Linked DNA regions of Mus musculus: all the other regions are linked to region 2. Evidence: chromatin loops called from intact Hi-C (ENCODE). Cell type or tissue: left cerebral cortex. All regions are shown on one strand.

Region 1 (8,000 bases), 130 kb before region 2:
GCCCATCTCACACACAACATCACGGAGATCAGCCAATCACATTCACCTCACACACACACAGCATCCTGCATAGAATATTGTTCAGAAGTGTATTTTGAGTGGATAAATGACATAAAAGATGTCACAGGTTCCTTGTTGGCTTAATTTCAATAGTTATAGCTAAGGTCTCACAGTGTATAATAACACTGTCAAAAATAATTATCCATGTATGTATTTACTTAAGTCTTGCTTCCATAACTCTTTTCAAGTGTTTGAGTATGGGAGGGTGTTCAACAGGTCGTCGGCTCAGGGCTGATTTGCCAACATCATGAGGAGCACTCCAGAGTGAGGAGAGTTTTTTTTTTCTTTAACTTTCTGGGTTAGAGACCATTTTTCCATGTTTGTGTGAAAACTTGAGTGCTGACTCAGGATAACCCATCATTTCTACTCACCTTAGTAGCTAGCAGGTGACAGAATCCAGACTGGAATTCAGACTTGAACTCAGAATAAGTGTGGCCTCCCTGCCACACTGCTGTTTTGTGATAAGAGTGTCTATCCAGGGAATACGTAAGATAGTGATTCTGAGCAGCAACCGACATGGATGCTCTGGTTCAGCCCAGATCTCCTTAGTGGCTCATTTTACAGGTGGAGGAGCTAGGCTTGGGCTGAGGTGAGGTGACTTATCAGAGATGGCAGACCTGGTCTGTGACTGGACACCCCGTCTAGTCAGATAGCGGATTAGACAACGGTGTTTTATCACATAACTCATAAATACAGAAATCTAGCCAGTTTCCCCTAAAGAGAAGGCCTATGTATGTACACTGGAAGCAAGAACAGTGGTCCTGACCTTGAGACGATGTAGTGCTGTCTGTGTTTTATGAAGGGTCCGAGTGCCTGTCTTTCCACTCACCGACTCAGTAAGACTCAGTAAGGGAACAACACAGTTCGTTTACTTTGCTCTTTCTGAATGTCTAACCAAGCCAGCCAAGGGTGCTGAAGTCAGCCACTTCTGTACCATCTCTTGGACAGTCTCATGGGTCTGTTAGGGTTAGAGCCTCTTCCAGCTAAGGGTGTCAAGATGGTAGAGGCAAAAAGAGGATGAACAAAAACCACCATGATAACAGCAACTGAGTATTTGAGTCAGAAATGAGGAGGGTGACAGCAGAGGGCCAGACCCGAGTGGGTGATTGATGTCACCTTTTCCATAGGGCAGATGGTAGCCCGACTTCTGCTCCACAGGCAGAGGGGCGCTCTGGTTCCAGATGTTAAGTCAGCAAGTCACGTTAGAAATGTCTCTTGCTTGTTAGGGCTGGGTCCTCACGGAGAAGCTACCAGCTTCTCCAGATGTCGGGCTGATTGCTAAAGTTTCAGTCAGTTCTATGAGAGAGGATGACTCGGTTAAGTGAGGTGTAGGTATTCAAGTTGCTTCAGCTGGGGTTCTGGGAGATACAGGGGGTAAGTCAGGAGAGTCTGAACAGTCTATTCAAGGTGAAGGCCACAGCCAAGGATGGGGTGGGGGAGGGTCTAGGAGCAGAATAAGGATGAGCGTGGGCAGATTAGGGGAAACATTTCTCAGACCAGGTTGGCTCAAGGTGGATTTGTGTGCATGTGGTGGAAAGTACGTGGTCTTTCTCAGTCACTGGGCTTCCAAACCATTGCCACCAGAGTATTGTGGTCTAGCAATTTACAGACACTATGGTTATCGGATGATAGAGCCTGGTACCCCTTTAGTAGAAACATTGAGAGGTAGATGACTGGCACCTGGTGGAATGTGTTCTATTGCACTTCGTACACACGTGGTTTCTGCTCAGAGGGGCGAGGCCGTGTTTGAGAGAGAAGCACATGAGAATCACGGGGGCAGCTTGGCCTCTCCATGGAGACAGGTAGAGTCAGCAGGCAACACCAACCCTTACGGCGCCTATTCTGCAGTTTATGGCTTTACCGCTAAGGAGCAAAAAGCGATGGCGAAGTCTTGAAGTGAAAAGGTAACAAAACATTGTCTAACCTCCGTCCATATCTAGACTTTTCTAAACAAACATGGAGTCCTGAGCCGGAAGTGGGATGACCGATGTCCCTTGAAAATCTTCTTCAGTCTTTTTGTATGACACTTTATGTCCTCCCTACTAGAAATGAAGCCTGACTGGGCCATCTCCTGAGGGTGGGTCTTTGCATCCTGCCCACGTATGCATTTCTATTGCTTTCTAAGGCAGAGAGTGAGTACTCAGTTAGTTCCTGTAATGAATGAAAGAGAACAATAAAAAATGAACAGATGAGTTTGTTTTTTTTTAGTGCAGAATTCTACCAACTTTTTTTTTTAACAGATGAGTTTTTGAAACTGATGTATTTAATACTGATATTTTAAATTATTATTCTGTCTCTTTAGTGCTTCATGGTGAATCTGCTTTCTGTTTCCGCATGGGAATTTTTCAGTTGACTCTTCACTCCCTCCCCAGCTTTTCATATTTCCCCTTGGTTTGAAGACCTGGAGACCAATGGAGTCTGTCAGTAAAAGTTCTCCAATTCCTCCTTGATTATAGACCCAAGTAAAACTGCTCAAGTGGCTGGGTTCCTGACTAGTGTAGTGGGCGGGATGCATTGGTCCTTGGAATATTTGATTTGAAAGGGACAGAAGGAGTTATTGCTAAGTGGTTTTGTTCTTCTGATTTCGGGCCTGTCAGTTGGTTTGTTTTGACGTAGTGACACAGAATATGGCTAAGGCAGAAGTCTTTATCTCTGAGAAAGGCTTGAACGTTTGCAGATGAAATGTTGTGATGTGCTGAGCTGCTCAACAAACATCGGCAGGAAAGGAGGGAGGGATGTTAAAGGGGAAGAGATGAAACAAGATATAGCAATAATTATGGAAGTTAATTATGCTGGTCTTTCTTCTTTGGGAATTGCTATTTGTTTTTTCATAATAAAAAGAAGGTAAAGAAAATGTGTTTAGTTAAACTTACTCATTCTATTGCATTTTTAATGTGCTTGTGTGTGTGTACGTGTGTGCACATGTGTCCCAGCACACACAGAGCTCAGAGGACAACTTGTAGCAGTCAGTCACAACTTTCATTGTGTCAGTCCTGGATGAAACTTAGGCCATGGGCCTTGGCACATGACATCATCACACACCGAGCCATTTGGTAAGCTCCGTTTACTCATTACACACACACACACACACACACACACACACACACACACACACACACGAGGGGCAAGACATCATGCCTCCTGTTACAAAGCCAAATAATGGAGACCCTGGACAGGAAGTGTCTTATTGCCTAGTTAGATGTCCTCTATTTGGCCTCCTCTGTCTGTAGACTAACCATTGGTAGCTTCAACCTGCCAAGGTCCTTTCTGAATCTACTTCTTTCTAACCTAACATAGCTTACTCTCCTCCTGTGACTTTAATTAACAAAGAGATTCCCCAACTCCAAGTGACTATCAGAACAGAAGCCAATGTCAATATAACTCTTTGTTCTACTACATTCTTAAGGACTTAAAAGGACAACACTGTGCAGACAAACGTACCAGGAATTTCAACTAATGAACAGCCACTAACCATATCTACAGTTGAAAACAGGAAACTACACACTACAAGAGTGTCCAAATAATGTCCCCAAAGTAATTACTAATTTAAGTGTGTAATAAAATGATAAAATGCTTTGATAAGACTCTAGTCTACGAGTCTCTGGGACACTTCCAGCATCTTGGCAGGCAGCCAAAGCCTAGTGTCGCTCCTTGTTTGAAAGTCTTTTTCATCAGAATTTACCTGTGCCCAGAATGCTTGTGTACTCCTCTTAAAAGGACCAAGACCAGGGCTTGGCCTGAGGGGAGGGAACTGAGAAGCGTGTGCGTGCATGTACATGTGCGTGCGTGCATGTGTTCGAGGGTGTGTGTGTATGTGTGTGTGTGTGCACCTAAGGCTGGAAGTTGGGAGTTTACTCACTCAGGTGAGACCCTGAGGTAACTACCAGAAAGTGGTTAGCAGCTAAGGGACAGAATGGAATAGCCTGAATGCAGATCAATCAGGAGGGGGCTCTAAGTCATGTGACTGACTCAGGAGCCGGCTTTCAGAGCCCACACAACAAGCACACCCCTTTTGCAGTGGAAACCTGGGAGGCCAGGAGTGGAGATGGCTCCTGTAGACCAGAAGGCTGGAGGTGTGGGAGACTCAGAGAAGGGATTCCACAAAGAACAGGAATTCAAGAAGCACTCACTTCCTTAAACTGGCTAGGAGGCATTTTTAGATTAAGTTTAAGATGCATTACCTAAGTGATTTGTACTTCGTCAGCAAGAGAGAAGTGTTTTATCCATTTTCACCCAAACAGACCTTAGTTCATTTTGTTCCTAAGATGCTTGTCATCAGCGTAAAATTGTTTCATTGTGCGCTCGAGTTCTGGGCTGATTTGGAGCTTCTATTGGATACCAACTGTAGATTTCCGTTTTAAACGAGTTTCTCACTGAGAAATGACTAGAATGAAATCGTGTTTTGGAGAGAATCGTGTATTCATTTAAAGTTCAGGAAAACAGAAACAAAACAAAACAAACCCCTGCCTACTCCCACCCAGTGAGTAAGTCCAGGTCACCACCCCTGGAATGCTACCCTTTTGAGCTTTTGACTGGATTTGCTTCTGAGGTTAAGAGAAGTGTGTGGCAGATGTTTGGAGGCGGTTGGGGGTGAGGGTGGGGCAGGGGATGAAGAGGCTGCCAGATGTTGAGCGGGAGGGTGGGTGTGAGCATGAAAGCCTGCCAGATGTCTACAGTGCAGCCTGCCGGGCACCTGCTTCTCATGATCTCAGAGAGATGATTTATGTCCCCATCGTGGTCTCTCATAAAGGACCTCCCCTCCCCAGCGAGCACAGAATCCAGGGCTCCAGTAATGATTTTTCTGCGTGGCTTCTTGCCTAGGATTGTATCTTCTTAAAATTCCAAGTTGAGGGTTATGTGAATAAAAATATACAGTCAGCCAATATGGTCATTTGTAAATAAAAAAGGGTGTTGTGGGGTGGGGGGGAAACTTACATTTAAGTCTGTTGTCCTAAATCATAAAGACAATCACCTTTTATTTTCTATTTATTTTCTCCTTGCAACGTGGAATGGTTTGCTCTTCTCTTTCCCCACAATGGATTTAATAGGTTTATTCATCAAGTTTTCTAAAATTAGATGCCAAACTGATGTTTTTCTCCCACTGGTTAATTTTATTCTTAGCAGCACTTACATAAAGCCAGGCAGTGAAAGATATGGCAAAATTACTAACGTGCTGTGACCTGGAATGCACTGGGAATAAAATAACAATCACGAAGACTGATACACCCGAGAGACTTAAGACCGAGTGGCCTTAGGGAAACCTATTTGTGTTCTGGGCCGCATGCTTCCTGTGGTTTTTAGGAGTCTAGATTTGCCTGCTATCTGGACCAGACTCTGTTCTTGGGATAACTAAACAGAGACACAAAAGAAAATATGTGGTTCTTATAATTTGCTTGGATTCTAGGCAACTGTTGTGTTTTCTAGGACATTTGATTACAGCAGGTAAAATTCCTTTTTCAGATTTTATTTGAAAGGCTTAGAATTAAGTGTTCTTTGGGGATGTGGAAGTGAACCAAGAAACTGGGAAGGTGGAGAGAACAGCTCTGTTGGTGCTGGGGCGGGGGAGGGATGCTGAGAGCGAGATCCCCCACTTTCACAATTCCCAAGTGTGCTGTTCTCCCAGGACCACACAGGCCAGGGCTACGCATTGCTCCTGGAGATGCATCCATGCATGCAGCAAACAGCTGCCGCGTGCACCTAGTAGGCAGCTCTCATCAACTTCTGGGAATCCAGTGACAGATATCTTTCTTCTTCTAGGCACAGTATTGGGGGTGGGGGGGAAAGAGACAGACACTCCGAAGACGATTGTTGGAAAATGTAAACTCTATCAGGAGAAATAACCCTGTCTGCTGAGAGACTAGTAGAGTGTGGACTGGGGTAGATGCCATAGACAGGATCTAAAATCATCTGGGAGACCCATCTCTGGGTGTGACTGTGAGGAAGTTTCTAGATTGGGTTTACTGAGGTGGGAAGACCCACCCTAAGTGTGGGCAGCACACTCTGAACTGAAGAAAAAAGAGACAGCAGGGTGAGCACCGGCAAATGCACGGTGGCTGAATGCACGGTGGCCGGCTGCATGGAGCTTCTGCGGCCATGATGGGCGGTTCCCACAAGCCCGAGCCAGAAAACGCCCTTCCTTCCTTCCTTAAATCGCCTTTGTCAGTAACAAGGAAAATAACTAATATGGGCACTACCGTCGTTTGCTTTTCATGTCTACTTCCAGTAGCTGAATTGGGCTGGGAGGAGCAGTGGCTCGCTCTACCAAGCTGACATCATTTCCTCTGACTACTTACCCAGTAGTAGCACTTTCTGGATACTACTGTACTTCCGCTTTTTAATTTTATAAGGACCTTTATGCTCTTTTCCCGTGTTCTCTCTACTCACCTATGCTCATCCTAATTCCGTGTGAGGATTCCCTTCTCTCCACATCCTCATCACCACTGGTCTTTTTCTTTTCAATTTACTTGTTGTCGTCTTTGGGTTTTTGCTGAGGGGTGGGGCAGGGTGGTCGACTGTGAGGCACCCACAGCCGGAGCACGCTGTCCCTGAAGGAGCCTTTGTCTCTTAGACACAGGCCAGTAACTAGAGTGAGTGGTAAATGCAATTTTCGTTCGCATTTCTCTAATAACTGGTGCCTGCTGGTATTTGTATGCCTCTTTCTATGAGCCAGTCTCTGTGCTTTTTAAGAATAAACTTTTAATTTTAGATGTTTTGGGTTTGTTGAAAGACTGAATATACCACCGAGAGTTCTCGGCTCATTTCTAGTTTCCCCTATTATTGAATTAATGATACATTTGTCACAACTAAAGAGTCACTGTTGAGGTAGTAGTGTTAATTATAACTCAGATTTTAGTTATTTTCTTTTTAAAAATGTTCCTTCGCAGAGTCCACTCGGGGCATCACACTGCATTTGTCCTGCTGTCTCTTTGGGCTCCAAGGCTCAGGTTTTTTGTTTTTGGCGACCTTGATGATTTTGGGACGTACTGCTCCAGCATTTTGCAACATGCCATTCGAGGGACTCACCGGATTCTCTCTTCAGGATTCCGCTGGGGCTAGAGAATTCCAAGGCCATCGTTCTCATGACGAAATATCAAGAATGCCTGTCTGTATTGCTTCTGACATGGACTCTGCTCTCCTGGTTGAAGTGTGGCTTGTTAGGTTTCTCTGCTCCGAGGTTGGTCTTTCCTTCCTTCATTTCTCCACCATGTTCTACAGAGAGAAGCAACTACAAAGTCTGTACTTACCTGTGGCCCTCAGGGTGTAACATCTACACAGACAGTCACTTTTCTGAAAGAACGTTTGAGAAGCCTTCCCTTTTTCTTTCTTCCTTGTACAGCAAGCTTTCACTGGCTGTTGAATGTGTGAACTGCTTCTCTTTGCCTCTGGAGTTCTGTGACTACCAACACGTTTCTCCACACCTGGCTTTCTTTTCATTTTTTTATTCAGTCGTTTGTATCAGGAATGGCACAGAGATATATTGCTTTATTTTTCTTATTTGAACTATCATCCAATACCACTTAGTTTTGTTTCAGTTGTCCCTGGGCCATTGGATGCTATGTAGTTTTATATTGTGTTGCTTAGGCACAAGCGCATTGCTGTGTCTATCTATGCTTTCTCATTATAAGTTTTCTCTTTTCTTTTGTTTTCAGCTCAAGGTACAGTTCAGCAATAGAGCATCAACCTAGCACGTACAAGCCTGGATGATTCCTGGAAACATACTCAGACAGAGAGGAAAAAATGAAATGGAAGAAAGGAAGGAAGGAAGGAAGGAAGGAAGGAAGGAAGGAAGGAAGGAAGGAAAAAAGCAAGGAAGGAGAGAAAGAAGAAAGAGTAAGCTACCAGGTGGGGCTTTCCTCTGTCTATTACTACAGAATAGTTCAAGTTCTTCCTGCTTGTTTCCAGTGTTAGCCCTAGCCTGAGCATCTCTAAACAGCCTTGTC
Region 2 (8,000 bases):
ATCTTTCCTCAAACTCCACCCACTCTGCTTTTGGAGACAGGGTCTTTGACTGTCTCTGTCTCCCCAGCAGGCCTGGCACTCTAAGTGCACACCCCACAGCCTGGTTTTCCCTGTGGGTTCTGAGAACCATGCCCTAGTCCTCAGGGTTTCTGGGTAAGAGCTGCCTCCCCAGCTTTCCATTCTCTGATGATGTTGCCCTGAAGGAATGGCTGCCCAGGGCACTGACCACTCTTCTCTGACTGGGTGGTCACAGCTCTGCTGACATTTTGGCATCATCCGCATGCTCCTGCACTGCCCCCATCACATTGCATCACTGTTATTAACTCCTCTGCACTGGAGTGCTGCCGGGAGGGAATGAGCCCACCGAGAGAGCTCTCCATGCTATACCGAGTTGCCCAGCACAAAGCAGGCGCTCAGGAAACAGTGACACTAATGACCAAGTAGTTAAGTGAATCTTTGCATCTTAAACCTTGTTTGACAGATTACACCATCGCCTTTAAAGAATGATTTTTGAACCATAAGTTCTGGAAGACATCATAGTCTGTGTTCTACTGAGTCACAATGCATATCATTTTATTACTTACTCTGAGATATTTTAAAGTAAAATTTATTCAACTTGGTGCTATCCAGATATATTTGCTTCTGATGGTGAAATCATGTTCAGTGGCACAGAGAAAACATGCCTTTAAAGTTGAGTAAGAATACGAACTTGCTAGTCCTGGGTATATGCTGAGCTATCCACAAGACCAGTTTGAAAGGAGATGGGCTAATGTGGAAAGATTTGAAAACTCTTGCAGTGACAACTGGGAGGACACACTGGACCTGACTGGAGGGTGGCAATGAAGAACCATGCTTTTCCATTCTCCACCTACCAGAGAGAGCTCCAGCTGCCTGCACTGACCTCCTGTGTGGTGAGGCAGGTTGGAGGAGCTCAGGCACACTTAACAAATGCTTCTGGTTCTGGGGATGAGAGAGCTGCTGGGTGTGTCCTCCTGGGGTTGTGACGACAGTGTGGGGAAGGACAGACACCCCACACCTACGCCTTTCCACTTTGCACTGGGCCAAAGTATTTAGTCTGCTCTGTCTTGCCCACTGCTGGCCTCCTTGGGAATCTGAAGATGAGCTGGCATCTCTGCAGCTGTCTTGAAGAGCTCGAAGGCCCAGAGAGAAGAAGTGACTTTGGGATGGACCCTGGGAGTGGACCCTGGGAGTTGAGCTTCCTGCCTTCCAGTTTAAGGTCTTCCATATTTCTGCTGGTGAAGAGTGCATGGGTTTGGCCTCACTCTGCAGGGGAATGGTGGCTTGGTCCTTTCTTGGTAGAGCTGCCAGAAGAGAGCTGTGGAGAACGCCAGGCCTTCCTTCCTTCACCACACACACACACACACACACACACACACACACACACACACACACAGAGGTAGCCCCGCCCCACTCCATTAATAGCCCCACTCCAGTTCTCAGAGTGTGTATCTTTATTTCACAGTTTTACTGGAAGCCTACAAGCATCTCCAATGCATGCATTTCTCTAGTAGAGTTGGTCTTTCCAGTGTTCCTGGCCTAGATTCCCTTTGGAACTCTTATTTTTGGCCCAAGTTCATAGGCTTTGTAAAAAGTATAACTTCCCACATGCTGCACACTCTCCAGTTGTCAAAAACCTCCTGGAAAACAGACAAGGAGGGAGGTGTGCCGGCTTCACACGCCCACTCCTGAACTCCTGCCTCCCTCTCTGAGCTTCATTTATAGTTCCTCTCCCTAAGCAGCGCTGGGTTAGTTCATTTTCCTGTCTTACAAATCTGTAAATTTGGCTTTCTTGTTTTGCTAAATACTTTTTTTTTTAAATTGCTCTCAGAGATCCAGGTTGAGAAAATGCTTGTATTTCAAAAGGCACTTAACTCTTGATTTATCAGATGGCAGTTTAGTACTTTGTTTGGGAGAGAGTGCTAGAAGCCAAGGTCATTCAAACTCTTGTTCCTACCCTCCAAATTTCTGTTGAGGTTGCTCAGTAGGATGAATTTGAGGAAATTAGGGAAGGGGAGAGAGGAGACAGGAAGCAAGGAGGGGGAGAGAGAGAGGGGGGGCAGGAGAGAGACAGAGAGAGAGTGTGTTTCTAGTAGTTCAAACACAGAGTTTTACAAACATCTACACTTTTCAAATGTGAATTATTTTCTTTTCATTTTCTTTTCATAGCCGAGACCAGGCCAAGCTTCTCGTGAGACCCTTCTGAAAACTGAGAATCTGCTTCTCTGAAATAGCTTGGCTCAGGCTCCTCCTCCCCAAGGGCACCTGTGTTGCTTCAGTGTAGACGCAAATACACCCAATAGGTCCAGTGCTCAGAGGCCAAAGGGCAGCTAAGGGTTGAGATGACCTCTGTTCACTGCAGCGGTTAAAAACTCCTGCAGGTAAAATTTCTTGCTGTGTGTGACCTGATTTGAGGCACGGGTCTTTGTTTTCGCCGGGTGTGCTTTCCGTTTGTTTTTTGTAAACATACAGCGTTGATGCCACACTCTGCAAGGTCTGTGTATATCAATGTGTTTGTGCCAGTTGAAATAGCAAAACAAAACCAAACAAAAACGGAAAAAGCACTTCATTTAGAATTCTCTTACCCTCCGCCTGGTTGAAACAATTTGTAGAGGTGCCTCGCTAAGGGAAGGACACTGGTTCAAAAACTGTTGGAAAGAAACCGGCCAGCTCCCTCTCTCTGCACAGGTTCACAGCTTAGGAATTGAAGTTTAGGACAAACACCTAATTTTGACCAAAGGGACTTGGTTCATTTAAAAAAAAATCCCCCTGCTCTCTCTTCTGTTCAGATCTGCAAGGTTGTTTAATTGAAGTCCTGTTTTGTGGGCGCAGATGCACGAGGAGGTTGAATCATCGTCAGCCTCATTTGGTGTTCTGATGCTGTGTGTTCCTCATTATTATTCCCAGAATGTCCACTGGACCTTATGCTCCTCCTCAGGAAAACTCACAAGCATTGAGCAGTCAAAGAGTCCTTTCTTCTCCTCCCGCCCCCTCGCCCCCATCTTCGTTGAAACTTTGCCAGTATCAGATCTCACTCTGTCTGTGGCGCATTAAAATGAAGTGCCTCCCTCCCTGCAGATCCCCCAGCCTCCGCTCCGCTCTCCAGCCCCACAGTTTCTTCCTAAGTGGGTAGCCTCTTTTGCTTGCTGCGGATGAACCCCCCCCCCCCCAGTCTGGCTCCTTAGTGCTGGTTTTGGATTGGGGGGCTGTGAAGGGAGAGAAGGACCTGGCCCGAGTGCGGCAGGAGCAGCTGTGGCCACTTAGAAGCTGAAGCGCCGGACTCTGTCCCCTCCCCCCAGACTAAGGGCGCTTCACAGACTCCCCTCCTGCAATCCCGTGGGTCACCGCAGAAACCCTGACCGCTAGGGCTCAGCTTATTATTGTTGTTACAATTATTGGGTTGTTGTTTCCTTCTGATAACAAGATCTTCGGAGCAGGGGCCCCGAGAGTGAATTATGTTTTTGTAAGGTGAGCTGCCTTTCCAGAAGCAGGGCTTTCTGCCTAGCTCTCAGCCTGTCCTCCGCCCACCTCCTGCCCTTACCCCCTTGAAGGCCACTCAGGAGGTTGTACATGTGGAACTTTTGTGTGGTTCCGCAGCCTTTTATTATCCTGTGGGCCTCATCCTCTTCTTAAGAAAGAGGCGGGTGGTTAGAGCTAGTGATGAAAACGGTTTTCTTGCACACCAGCTTGCTTTCTCAAGGTTTGCATACGCCGCTGGCAGTCTCAGGACTGAAGGGTTCTTTTGTCTTTCTTTTCCTTTTGGCGCACCCGTGAGTGCTATAGTGCACAGAACAATTACTTCATGGTTTTTAGGAAGAATGGGACAGGGATGAAGAGAATGGGGCAGACACTTGTTTTTTAAATGGCATCAAGAAAGCCTAGATAATTAGGGAAAATACGTGTATTGCTGATTTAAAGCAAACCTTGTATTTTGAGGGTCCGGAAACATCCAAATAAGCGACATCAATGTCTAATTTGAAGTTTTGATATCCAAGTCTCAATTCTTACTTTTTTTAACCAAAGTTCATCTCTTCCTGACTACTCTCATGATTTTTCTACTAACTGCACAGTACCTACCCCTTTGTGTTTAAATAACATGTTTGTGATGTGGACTCAGCTTTGGATGATAAGTTATTTGCTTGAAACCAAAGCTATAAGAATATTGCTACCATAAACAATAAAGTGATTGCTCTCAAAAAAGAACATCGTGGCAAAATGTAAACATGTAGAAACACTGTTGTTAGACTCAGCACTACACCACTGTGCGTGAAGAGCCAAAGGTGCTCTCCCTACTATGTGCAGAGAGACTGAAGGACAATTCTTAAACCAATAGTGCTTACTGTGTGGTGCTGGGTCCTCCCCGTCTCTTGCATAAATCCTACTGAGGTGTGTAGTGTCATTTAAGGTGCCAGTGGTCCCAAGTCTACCATAGGCCAGTGCATGGTTCTAGAATGACTATTTCAGGGTTTTTCAAGATATATGGAATATTTCTAGCAAATGAAAGAAACAGCTGCTCTCTTGGTCTTACAGCAAGTTCCAATGTAAGAAGAAATGCAAGAGACAATAAGTTCCAAGGTCTACTCTGTGCAATGATGAAAACCCAAGATGGCAGGAGACGAAGCATTGGGAGAAAGTGCCCCAATGTCGTCAGTGCCTTAGGTGGGTATCCAGGACTAAAGTGTCATCAACGTTGAAATGCATATGCGTGTGGCATGCATGAAGGTCTGGTAGCAGAGAGCAGTGGCTAGAATCAAAGTAAAGATGAAAAGAAGAATCCTTGTCCTTAGCTCATTGGCATGAACCAGACCGCATGCTTAGCTCACCTCACCACCCTGCCCCCATCCTACTTCCACACACCACCCTGCCTCTACCCAGCCACCACCCTCCAGCCTGCACCCACCCACACTACTCTTCCTCCAACCACATCCTCAAACCACTCTGAGCCATTTTAGCTCTCAAAACCTGCCATGTTCCCCTTCCCCTTCAGTGTATGGCTTTGGAGGAATTTTGATATCCTTCCCTAAGTTTCTGTTTGCCCATCCTTAGTTGGTTAAGGGACGTTTCTCAGGGTGATGCAGTTTGTTACAAATAATTTTTTAATAATCAGTATGCTTTTCCACACTTCCCATTGAAGTTGATCTGACCATTTGCTCCAAGTACTTGGATCATTGTTTAGCAAACTTCTACTGAGGTCTTCATATAGGAAAGGCTCAGTGTGAGGGGCCAGGAGAGCTGGCTTTAGTGGTGTTTGATAAAAACCATGACAAGAGTAAGGATCAAAACATCACAGCACATATGTGGTTCCCTAAACAGCTCTGTGGTTGGGAAAGCTGGGAACCTGTAACCCAATAGTGAAGGGTGTGTGTGAAAAGGGGGCTCTAGCAGAGGGAAAGAGTAGTCCAGAAAAAACATGAAGTACCTCCAAAGAACTGGAGCTGAGTGAGATTTGAGAAGGTAAGTGGTTCGGAGTGACTGGAGGATGATGGGTGGAGATAGCATGGGAGGTGGAGGTAGCATGGTGGGTGGAGGAGGCTGGAAGAGTTGGGGGATATAAAAGAGCACCTTAAAGGAGTTGAGCTTATATAGGGTTTCAGGAACCAGAGAGGAGAGATGGCACTGGGTAGAATATGTGAGGCTGGGGTTCTAGATGTCCCAGAGGTGAGAGGAAGACTAAGCTTAAGGGTATGTGAGATGGGAGATGTGTGGCTAGCCAGGACAGGCCTTAAGCTCACAATAGCCACTAGGGTTTCATTCGGAGTATCCCAGAGGGATATAGTCCATTGGCCTGGGCGCCATGATAGTGGCTTGGGAGAGAGAGCTTGCAAAGGACAGATCAGGAATTAAGGAAACCTTTTTGCATTTCATCAAAATCAGTAATGTGTGTGTGTGTGTGTGTGTGTGTGTGTGTGCCTTCCTATGAGTGTACAGGTATGCATACCCTCTATGCAGGACAGGCACATGTGGATCCATAGGCAGATACCAAATGTCTTTCTTTGTCTGATTTATTCCTAGGAGATAAAGTCAGTTATTGAAGTGGAAGCTTGCACTTCAGGCTAAGCTGGCTTGCCAGTGAGCTCTAGAGTTCTGCTTGCCCCAGACTCCCAACGCTGGGATTAAAGGCATGTTCTCTTGCTGGGGGTTCAAACTCAGGCCCTCATGCTTGCCTAGCGAGTGTCCTTACCCACTGAGCTCTCACCTCTGGTCCCAGAGACAGTTGTTTTGAAATGTATCGAACAGCATTAAGCTTAGTGGGCTTAATCATATTCCTGTTGCACTGCCCTTCATGACTTTATCTGACCTTGACAGCTAGCTTTCTGTGTTAACGGAAATGGCCATTTCCACTGTCAGGTGTGGGGAAGACATTAATGGGAAATGACATTAGTAGGGTAGAGCACTTGACCTGAACTTCTTCATTTAATGTGATATTCCAAACTCCATGAAGTTTGTATTTTACAGATGAGAGCATTGGCTGAGATTTACAAAGAACAAACAAGTCCATAGTCAGATGCTAGAAACAATTTCAACCCAGTGCTGACTGACGACAGGGAAGAGAACCAGACTGCTAAAGTTAAGGGGGAGTCTAGTGATGAACTGTAAAAAATTAAACATTTTAAATAGAAACAACAACAAATAAAACTTGTTTTAAAAGGCTTTTTGTTTATTCATTTGTTTCTTTCTCCAACTTTCTCTTGGAATTAGAATTTTAAGGTAAAGGTTTGCTTGATTAAGATTTATAACTACATTATTTTAAGTTAAACTTAGTTTTTACTAAACAAGGAGAACCAAAAGGAAATACAAGCTGGACAATTTTTTCCATGTATTTGATATCAGTAAGCAGCTTCTATTATCACACTACACATTTGGAGGCAGTTTGCCCAAGGTACTTATTTTTAAAATTCCAGGGTTGATGTACTTCAGTCTTTAGTAGCTAGCTACTCTCATCCACCTGGAAGCAGAGTGCCTATCCCGCAGAATGTCTAATGATCACAGGAATTCAGTCTCCTCAGCCGATGACCTCATTTTATCCATCAGGAAGCCAAGAACCCAAGCAGCCAAGCAACTTTCTTGTCCAAAGCTTCAGTGTGGGTCTACATCAGGATGTCAGGACAACATCCTCCATCACAGAAGGAAGCTTAGCCCAGACAAGGCCAGGTCTGGAAACCATGCATTCCGTTATCTGTGCTCTACTGAAGTAGGGGAATAGGAAATGCAAAGTTCTAGAAATCAACAATTTATAACTTCAAATCAATTTCATGATGGCATATTGTTCTGGGTCTTCCATCCATTTTCTTCTTATTGTCACCTCTTTCTGAACCTAGCTTAAAAGAGGGAGGCATGCGACTGGAGAGATGTCTCAGAGGTTAAGAGCACTGGCTGTTCTTCCAGAGGTACTGAGTTCAATTCCCAGCAACCACATGGTGGCTCACAACCACCTATAGTGAGATCTGGTGCCCTCTTTTGGTGTGCAGGCATGTATACAGGCAGAATATTGTATACATAGTGAATAAATAAATCTTTAAAAAAAAAGAGAGAGAGAGAGGGGGAGGGAGGCCTGTATGTGGGAAATGGTAAATGACAGGTTTGGTACCATCTGGAGCCTCTCTAGTACCCACTAAACAGGGCTAGTAGAATATGTCCTGTGGATAAGATGAATAGAACTTAGTCCATCTTCCTGAACTGTTAGTTACACTCTAAGATTTTAAAGCAACTAGGTAATGTGATTGCAGTACTTAGTGAGGGAAATTTCTTTTATGCTAAAATGAACATAGTCACATCGATGAGAGGAGAGGAGCAGGGATTATTAAGTCAAACTGGAGCATCCAAAGAAATCCTCCTTTGAAGAAAGGAGGGTTCAAACTCAGGCTCTGCCTGCCCGGGCCTTCATGATGAATATCTCATGTTCACATAGGTTCGCTCCTCTTTTTTTGAGACACTCGAGGCTCTCTGATGGATAGTAGCAAAAAAAAAAATTAGTAACGCTG
Region 3 (8,000 bases), 680 kb after region 2:
CCGGAAGATACGTTAGCGCCTAAGCTGCAGGCTCTGTAGATGGGGGAATCGGAACACTTCTTCTAGGCCTAGACTTTAAGTAGGCGCCATAGGCATACCCGCCGTAAGGCCCCAAGCAAGTGAGCTTTGTCTCACTCTCAGACATCTTTTCCTGTGATTCGGGATTTTATAGAATTTGGTCTTTCCTATCAATGCCTTTCAGAACCACCCAGCGCACTCCGGCTTCTCCTCTTACCCAGAGGAGAGCAAGGGTGTCCTTCTTAGTCCCACAGAAGTGTTTAAGGGAATCATAAACAGGGTTTATTGAGGAGGGGTGTTGGAAAGTTGATGCTTTTCTTGGCTTGTTTTAACTGTGTGTAAACACTGAGTAATTTTCCTCAGCACAAACGGGAACCGTCTATTAGTTGGACCACCTTGGTGTCACCCTCTTATCACAGGCTAGGGTGGTGCTGAGGGAAGTATCTTGCCTTTCCCTAAATCTTCAGACCCAAAACTAAAACCTGGCCAAAGCGTGGGGGGAGGGCAGGGTGTTTAAAGAAGGGCCTGACTGCCAAGTTCCCAGTAGCCTCTCACACTTAAATAATTCCATTTAAAACTTGCTGCACCCGGGCCTGAGCTCACACCAGTGTGAGAGGAAAACTCTTCTAACGTCTGCTGGTTGCCAGCAAGGGCAGCTAAAGGGTGGTCGCATTTCTGTCCAGAGTTTTAAAACAGTTGCCGCCTTTCCTGACCCCCTTCTCTTCCTCCCCACCCCTCTCCCCAGTAAAACCAATTCAAAAGGGGACAGGACTGTGCTCAGCAAGATTAAGGTGCCTTCATTTGTAGGATTAGCCCTCTCATGCCGCATAATAAAATACTAGAGGTCCTTTTACATTTAAACAAATACACGAAATTCATGCCTTCTCTCCTTTCCTGTTTGATCTCACAGGACTTGCAAGACCCAGGCTTGGATCCTAAGTAGTCTCAGAAAAACTTTTAACTTAGAGTTCTCAGATCCTAGCACATCTGGGCCTCTCGAGCATTGATATTGGGTGAGAGCAGAGAGATCCGCTTACTTTTAATATCTACAGCAATAGATTTGAGTTGGGAACTCACGATTAAAAGTCTATTTGTTCCTCCCAGGGCTCATGGATTTCAATGCTGGCCATAGGAACCACAAAATGTTCATTAAAGGAACCTATGCAAGCCTACTGTATGGCCACTTTGTCGGTTCAGAACTGTGGATGGGGGAAAGTATGTGAGTGTGAGCCGATGTCACGCTGGCCACCAGTGTGTGGTCTATTGTGGGAAATGCTGCTTTTTGACTGAACAGAGGGCCCCCTCCCCCTTCCCCAGCTCTACTGCACCTGCAGTGGATGAGGGAGTCCCTGCCATTCAGCCCGTCGCAGATTGTTCAAACAGAAGACATCTCTGACAGCACTCAATTCATTACATTTCTTCCTGCTTTTCAAACCAACACACACACACAAAATGAGTATTGCCAGCCAGTGACAGCCAAAAAAAAAAAAAAAAATCTTAAAATACTTTATATGCAGCTAATTTAGAAGCTCACACAACTAACCATGAAATATTTTGTGTCCTTAACTTGGAAAGCTTCCTGGGGCTGGGTGGGGGGTGGGAGGATTACCTGCTTTTTTTTTGTTGTTTTGTTTTTTTTTTGTTGTTTTGTTTTTGTTTTTTTGTTTTCTATCGAAACCTACCTCCATAGTTTATATGGAAATAGTAAGTTTGTAGAATGACATTGCTTACAGGGTAAGGAGAACTTTCTATAGGGATCAAAGTGGAAACATGCAAGAGAGAATAGGCCCTGATTAATCTTAGCAGAAGGGCCCACTTGATACATACTCATAATTTATGCTGGGGAGCCAGCTTGCTAAGAGAGGTAGGGTACCCAAATTCCAGGAGCAAGCTGCTGAGGAGGAAAGAGGAAGTCCTGGGGCCTGAGGTAGGTGTGAGCTAAACATTTAAATCCATTTCCTGACAGCCAAGCCTTACCTCCATATGCTCAGCTTTATTTTGCCATCTTGAATTCTGAAATGATTTGCACTGATTTCACAAAGCTACCGAGAGGGTGTTTGGAAAGCTGGCGACAGAGTGTTAGCCTAGTTTACCAGAAGTTGAAGTAAACACACTCCCAGGAGATTTTAAGGCACCTTCCCTGGAGTAGAGGAGTGGAGGGAAACAAGCAGAAAGGGGACCTTGAGAGACAAGCTTGCTTCGCCACGACTGGACTGTAACCTTACGCAATAGCCCAGATTGGAACGGTGGCTGATTTCTGTCTAGTCATTATTTTGTGAGATTCTGGGGCCATATCAGAATATAAAGTTCGGTTTCAGACCATTCGCCATAGAAGGGAATCCAAAAAATGGAACGGATTTAAGGGTTGAAAAGAAATCCTGGTCAATGCACTTCTAGGAACACCAAAGGATGTCTGTCCACCAGTGAGTGGCTCTGTCCCTCTTAGACACACTCCAGCTACCAAATGGTTTTCACCTTTAACTCACTCGTGGAATGTCTATAGTCAGTGTCTGACTCAAATATGTTATTGCTCTTATTTTGAGATGGGTCTAATGGGGCTCTGGCTAAAAGCTGTGTAAACCCCCAAGAGTGGAAGGTATGGAGAACGTGGAAATGGTATGCCAGTGGTAAGCCAGAAGCAACTGTCAAAACCTCCGTGACATCAGAGCCAGAAGACTTTAGAAGTCCGAAGCTGTTGCTGGGACTCAGGAAGGCTGAAAACAGAGAAGCCACGGTCTAGAAAGGCCTCTGGCCTAATTTGATAAGAGCCTGAAGACAAAACAAAATACAGCTGACCAACTCATTCTGATCCTAGCATAAACTCTAGCTAGCAGGTCACTCAACTCTGAAAGCACACATCAAGGAAAAGAGTCCTGCTGTAGAGGTATGCAGGCCATGTGTGAGCTTATCTGGGATTACTTATAAGAGATCAGCCATTTGAATGTTGGGGTGGTCAGGGTCCTCCAAAACTGGGCCTGCTAGTATGATGGAAATCAACTTTACTGTTTTGGCCAGGAACTCTCTGGTGTTTCCTTTCCTGTATAGGCCTCGCAGAGTAGCTGCAGACCCTGACATCCCAAGTTGGGGGTAGGGGCATCTCCCCATTCTGGTCTGGCCACCAGTGGTAAAGAGTGCTAGGGGACAAGTCACTGCTCCTTCTAATACCATCAGCATTTTATTGCCCTTTGGAGGTGGGGCAACTCGTCTCAAGCGCCAATATTCTTCCTTTCAGGAAGACACACACAGATGGCAGAGTCTCAAAGTAACTTCCCAGGCTAACCCTAAGTCAGAAGGGGGGTGATAAAGAGGCAAGATGAGTGACCCCCAAGACTAACATCACTGCTTAGCACCCTAACAAGGGCCAGGACCTTTGTATACAGCTTTGAGACTGCCTTGGCACTGGTTCCCTGTCTCTCACCTTCTGTTAGACAGAGGGTTAATCTCAGGCTCCAATCAAGCCAGTAGATGTAGAGGGGTGTGTGGAGGTGGTCTTATACAGCTATCTCTTACACATCTTAGGAAGTGAAGGGCTGGTTCATCTCGACCTCCCTCCTGCCCCACCCCCCTACCAAAATAATCTCTCAAAGCCTCCCACATTTTTACCAGTCCTCTCTGGCTCAAATCTTGGGTGAGAAGAGCCCAGTATGGCTTGGCCACAGGCAAAGGACTAGGGTAAGATGTCAAGAAGACAACACCCAGGCCAACAACTTCCGATCTTGAGGGTATTAAGCCTATAGCAGCCATCTCTGAGGCCAGGAGGTCAACATATAGAGGGTTCAGGCTCCCGAGCAGGAGGCAGGGGACTCTGTAACCTAAGTCAGAAGGACTCTGTAACAGCTACACAGTACCAGAAACTCGGGCAAGTTTCTTTTGGTGCAGGGTTGCGGGGAGGGCAGAGACACTGGGAACCCCTCTGCAGCTTTTTTGGGAGTCTCGGGGGATGGGGGCCTGGCCGCAGTGACGTCAGGTCCTAGCCAGTCCAGGTTAGCTGCCGACTCCAGTCGGTACCTTGCCAGTCTCCAGGCTTTGGCCCTGCAGTCCCTTCCCTTCAGGGAGCCTGCAGGAGGCTGGAGAGCTCTCAACTCAGCCCTGCCGAACCTGGGCCTGGAGAAGCAAAAGTGGTTCAAAGCGCCGAAATCTTTATACATCCGTGTCCACTTGACTCGCTATAGACAAGCAGATGGGGTCATAAAACTAATGGCCCCTCCGAGGTTTGAATCACCTGACTTGCCTGCCAACTAGAAACACTGCCTCTAGTCCGAACGCTGGCCCAGAAGCAGCAAATAAATCTCTGCATCCCTCAAATGACAAAGATTACCGCTTGCTTTTGGAGAGGAACTGACAGCAGCGCCCAGGAAGTTAGCACTATTCCCGTTCTACCAAAGTATAAAATACAATCTATCCGGGACCGCACACAGAAAGAGTGCTCTGACTAGAGAAATCCCTGCTTACCTGCGTACTCCAGTCTCTCCAAGAGAGGTTTCGTTAGTCAAAACAAGAAAGTCGAGTCGTCCATTATTTTCTAAAGGCCACAGAAGGAAAATATCCTTGCGGAGAATAACAATACTAGAGCTGGCCAGTATCCCTAGAAAAGAAGAGGCTCCCGGCTGGTGTCACGAACACATTTCCGGGAAAGTTTTTAATAGAAAATAATTATGAAAGACGTCGACCTAATCTTGCAGTTTGAGCCTTTTCCCTGTCTTTGGAAAGCGCTGTTGAGCTTTTTATTTTAAGTTTCCAGAGGCTGTGTGCCTTTGGATATTATCCAGACTCTCACAGTAGAAGCCGGAGTGTCTCCCTTCTTCCAGGGATCCATCTCCTAGATAGAGTCCCTAGGGAGAGGCAGTCAGACATCTTTCAAGTCAGGTCAAAAAAGAAAGTGTAGAATATGAAGTCAAGCCCCAACCCCAGGCCCAGGTGGAGCCTGAAAAGAAGTCTTAGCTCCAAGAGCGAGAAGCAGCCGAAAACAAACAAAAACAAAGCAAAAAACCCCCCACAGAGATGCAAATTATTTTGAAGTAATAGTAGGGTGGGGGTATGGGGGGGGATTGTGAGCTCCAGTCTTGGCTAAAACAGTTGCAGCCAAAAGAAAAACTCCAGGAAGAAAAATATGAGTGCCTATTTTTCAAAACTTTCAAAAACAAGGAATTGGGGTGGGGGAGTTTGAAGAGAGAAAAGTGCTTCCAATCCCAAGATAGGTAGACAGACAGACTGACAGACCGATAAGAGATGCCAACTAGCAGGTGACCAGGCCACAGTCAGACCTCAATTTCAGAGCAGTTAGCTATAAACTGTGAGCAGTTGAAAAGTGTAAACCTCGCGCACACAAAGGCACGATTTAATTTCACTCTTCTAATGGTTCTAAATGAAGACCCCAGAGCCATGCAGTTTAGCAGTTGTCCTTGCCCCCCCCCCGCCCCCTCCCCCCAGGCACTGATCAGCTCCTTTTTAATGTGAGAAAGCTGGCAGCTCAAACCCAGTCAATGGAGCGCCTACAACAAAAGTTCTGCAAAGCTGAATGAATTGGGCTGTAATTACTACCCCCCAGCTTATCTCTTATTCATTCAATTTATATTATTGTGAAGGAATCTTACTCTCAAAATCATTCGATTACCATTTTACCTAGGGTCATGGAGGAACTGGCGACATGGCAGGAATGTGCCCTCCCTTACAGCCTTCAGACCAATAGGAGAAGGGGGGACCACCTTGCACCCCAATTTACTCTGCCATTACTAGAACTCAGTACTCTAAGCCCGGTGCCTTCCATTTCAAACCTTTGCTTTTATTGTCTAACAGGATACTGTACTCTACCTGTGTTCAAAGCCTGACAAGAAGGGGCTGTGAAATCCTCCGACTTTGCTATTTAGACAAGGCAGAGGTTATATGAAATACCACCCAGCCTCCCCAACATCACAAACTCTAGAAGATCTTGCTAGACATGATGATGAAACGAACATAAATTATATTGTTTTTCCTTTTAAACTAAAAATAGTTGCTGAAATAGGGAAGGGGGGAAAGGGTATTTCTCTCCCTTGGCTTTGGAAAACATTTCGTGAAAGAAAAAAAAAAAAAAAGTCAGTTTGGGCATGCCAGGGCTTCACACACCTTTCCATTTGAGATGCTGCTGATGGAGAGTCTCGGGAGGTTTCCCCACTGCAAGAATGTGTCGCTTTCCAGAAATAAGTACAGCTATTACATCCAAATCTACTAGCAGTCTAAATAATTAATTGAAGCATTGCTCTTTGACCTTGAAAAGTCCAGTAGGGACACATTTATAGTAATAATACCTCCGAATGAGCCCTTGTCAAATATTCATTTAGTGGTTAATGTGAGCCATTTTCCCCTGGGATGGTCTGTGATACCAGCTTCCCGGCATTGGCAAAGGAACCTTGTTAATCTACTCCCGCTCAGCAAAATATTTTAACACTCTTTAAGATATGGAGGGGGTGGGTATGGAAGAAAAGATGTAGTAAGAACTGGTTATATGCTCGTCCTGTTACAGATTTCTAGTCTGTGTATAAAGTCAAAGCAACACTTAAATTCCCCTCTTGACTGAAAATGAAGGCCTCACTGACCAGAATAAAATTCCTCGGAAAGAAGTCACAGGCAGCGACATCAGCAAGTCCTCTCTGGGTAGAATCATGACTTTATCTCTTTTCTTAAAAAAATGAAATTATTCTTAAAATTATTTGCTTATTAATTCTGGCCTAGTTATGCAATTGCACATCTTGAGAATGTTTTACCTAATGAAATGGGTAGCGCTGCAGTTTATCAAAGCATCTATATTTGCAAACAAAATAGTTTGGCCTCTTCTTTTAAATTATTTGGTTTGGAGATATGGTGGGATAAGAGCAAGAATGGGGCTTCTCCTTTTTTTGCAGTGATAATAACTTAAAATGAGTTCAACTATCAAAAGTTCTCTTCTGTATTGCAAAATATTTGAACCTGAGCGTCTCCCCAAAGTGTTTGATTTGGGTCAGATATGCCAAGCCCCTTCCTTGTTCCTTTAAGTTGAGAGGCTGAGTCGGGTCAATTATTGTAAATTTTATATATACCCCTAAGATATATTAATTTTCAAACATATACATTTTATACTGTCCATTGGCTGGAGTTCCGGGAATATCCTCCCCTCTCCCCCCACGCCCGTCATTTGGGTCTTTATTCAAAGTTTCTTTTATTCCTATGTGTGAGCAAGAACTGTCGACTGTGCTCATTACCACGTGAATAATCCTATATGCATCACAATGGCTGCCCGAGCCCGGGAAATTCTTTTAGAGTCTCTGCATTAATTAGAGGGGAACCTGCCTAGCTTGGACTGGGAACTGAATAAATGTCCCTTCCCAGTACCTTACCCTAAAAACGAAAATAAAGAATCAAACAACCAACTCTACACCTGAAATGAAAAGACCGAGAAGAAATATAAACACAGAAAACAGGACCTTCATAATCCTCCAAAGAACATTATTAGTAGCTCTTTAAGAAAGAAATTACTTTCTTGCAAAAGAGGCGACACAGGCCTAGAGGCTGAGAGAACTGGCGGCGGCCGGTACTCGGCTGAAGGGCAGAAAGCGCCCCGGGATCCTAACTTCTGCAGAGATGCAGCTAGTGGACGCTCTAGAAATAAGAAGCAATGCAGAACTCACAAGGACGCCCCATTTCTGGTTCTTGGTGCCTTTGGATAGAAGATGACCGAAACCAGGAGCCAATTAAAAAAAAAAAAAAAAAAAAAAAAAAAAAAAAAAAAAAAAGCAAAGCGGGCCAGCGACTTCCTCGGCTACGCTAGAGCCGCTGGTTGAACTTAAAGACCACGGCGGTTCCCCCAACTTTTCCGCTCCAACCGAGGACGTCGCCAGCCTCTTACTTTTCCTGGAGCAAAAGAAAACAGCAAATCCAATCTCCTTTCCCCACCCTCTCTCCTCCCCCTCTCTCTACTACTGTAGTAAAACAGTTAACAGATCAAAAGCACAATCATGTCCAAATGT

What was found. A loop is a pair of places that touch in the nucleus more often than their neighbours do. Peaks named below come from ENCODE experiments on the same cell type or tissue, not always from the same donor. Only the 100,000 strongest peaks of a DNase experiment are listed, where the experiment ranks them.
Region 1: a loop joins it to region 2, with 6 times the contacts of the local background. A loop is called at or near these places in 3 of 42 quality-filtered maps.
Region 3: a loop joins it to region 2, with 5 times the contacts of the local background. A loop is called at or near these places in 7 of 42 quality-filtered maps.

The regions. Positions count from the first base shown.
Region 1 is chr3:35,471,253-35,479,252 of GRCm38, reverse strand. No RefSeq gene overlaps it. Among named protein-coding and RNA genes, the nearest start is that of Gm38512, 69 kb to the right of the region's middle. In left cerebral cortex, no CTCF peak of the experiment used is centred here; DNase peaks (open chromatin) are centred at 3,679, 4,409 and 4,619.
Region 2 is chr3:35,336,363-35,344,362 of GRCm38, reverse strand. It overlaps Gm38512 (a long non-coding RNA gene), which reads left to right. Exons shown (of 3, transcript XR_389676.2): 2 at 4,549-4,677; 3 at 6,461-6,663. Among named protein-coding and RNA genes, the nearest start is that of Gm35425, 22 kb to the right of the region's middle. In left cerebral cortex, a CTCF peak has its summit at 3,377; DNase peaks (open chromatin) are centred at 1,130, 1,643, 2,359 and 3,013; H3K4me3 peaks cover 1,027 bases; H3K27ac peaks cover 2,372 bases.
Region 3 is chr3:34,653,314-34,661,313 of GRCm38, reverse strand. All of the region lies in intron 4 of Sox2ot (SOX2 overlapping transcript (non-protein coding)), which reads right to left. Among named protein-coding and RNA genes, the nearest start is that of Sox2, 7.3 kb to the right of the region's middle. RefSeq lists enhancers at 7,230-7,310, 7,218-7,599. In left cerebral cortex, no CTCF peak of the experiment used is centred here; DNase peaks (open chromatin) are centred at 1,293, 4,136, 4,437, 7,602 and 2 more places; H3K4me3 peaks cover 3,718 bases; H3K27ac peaks cover 6,637 bases.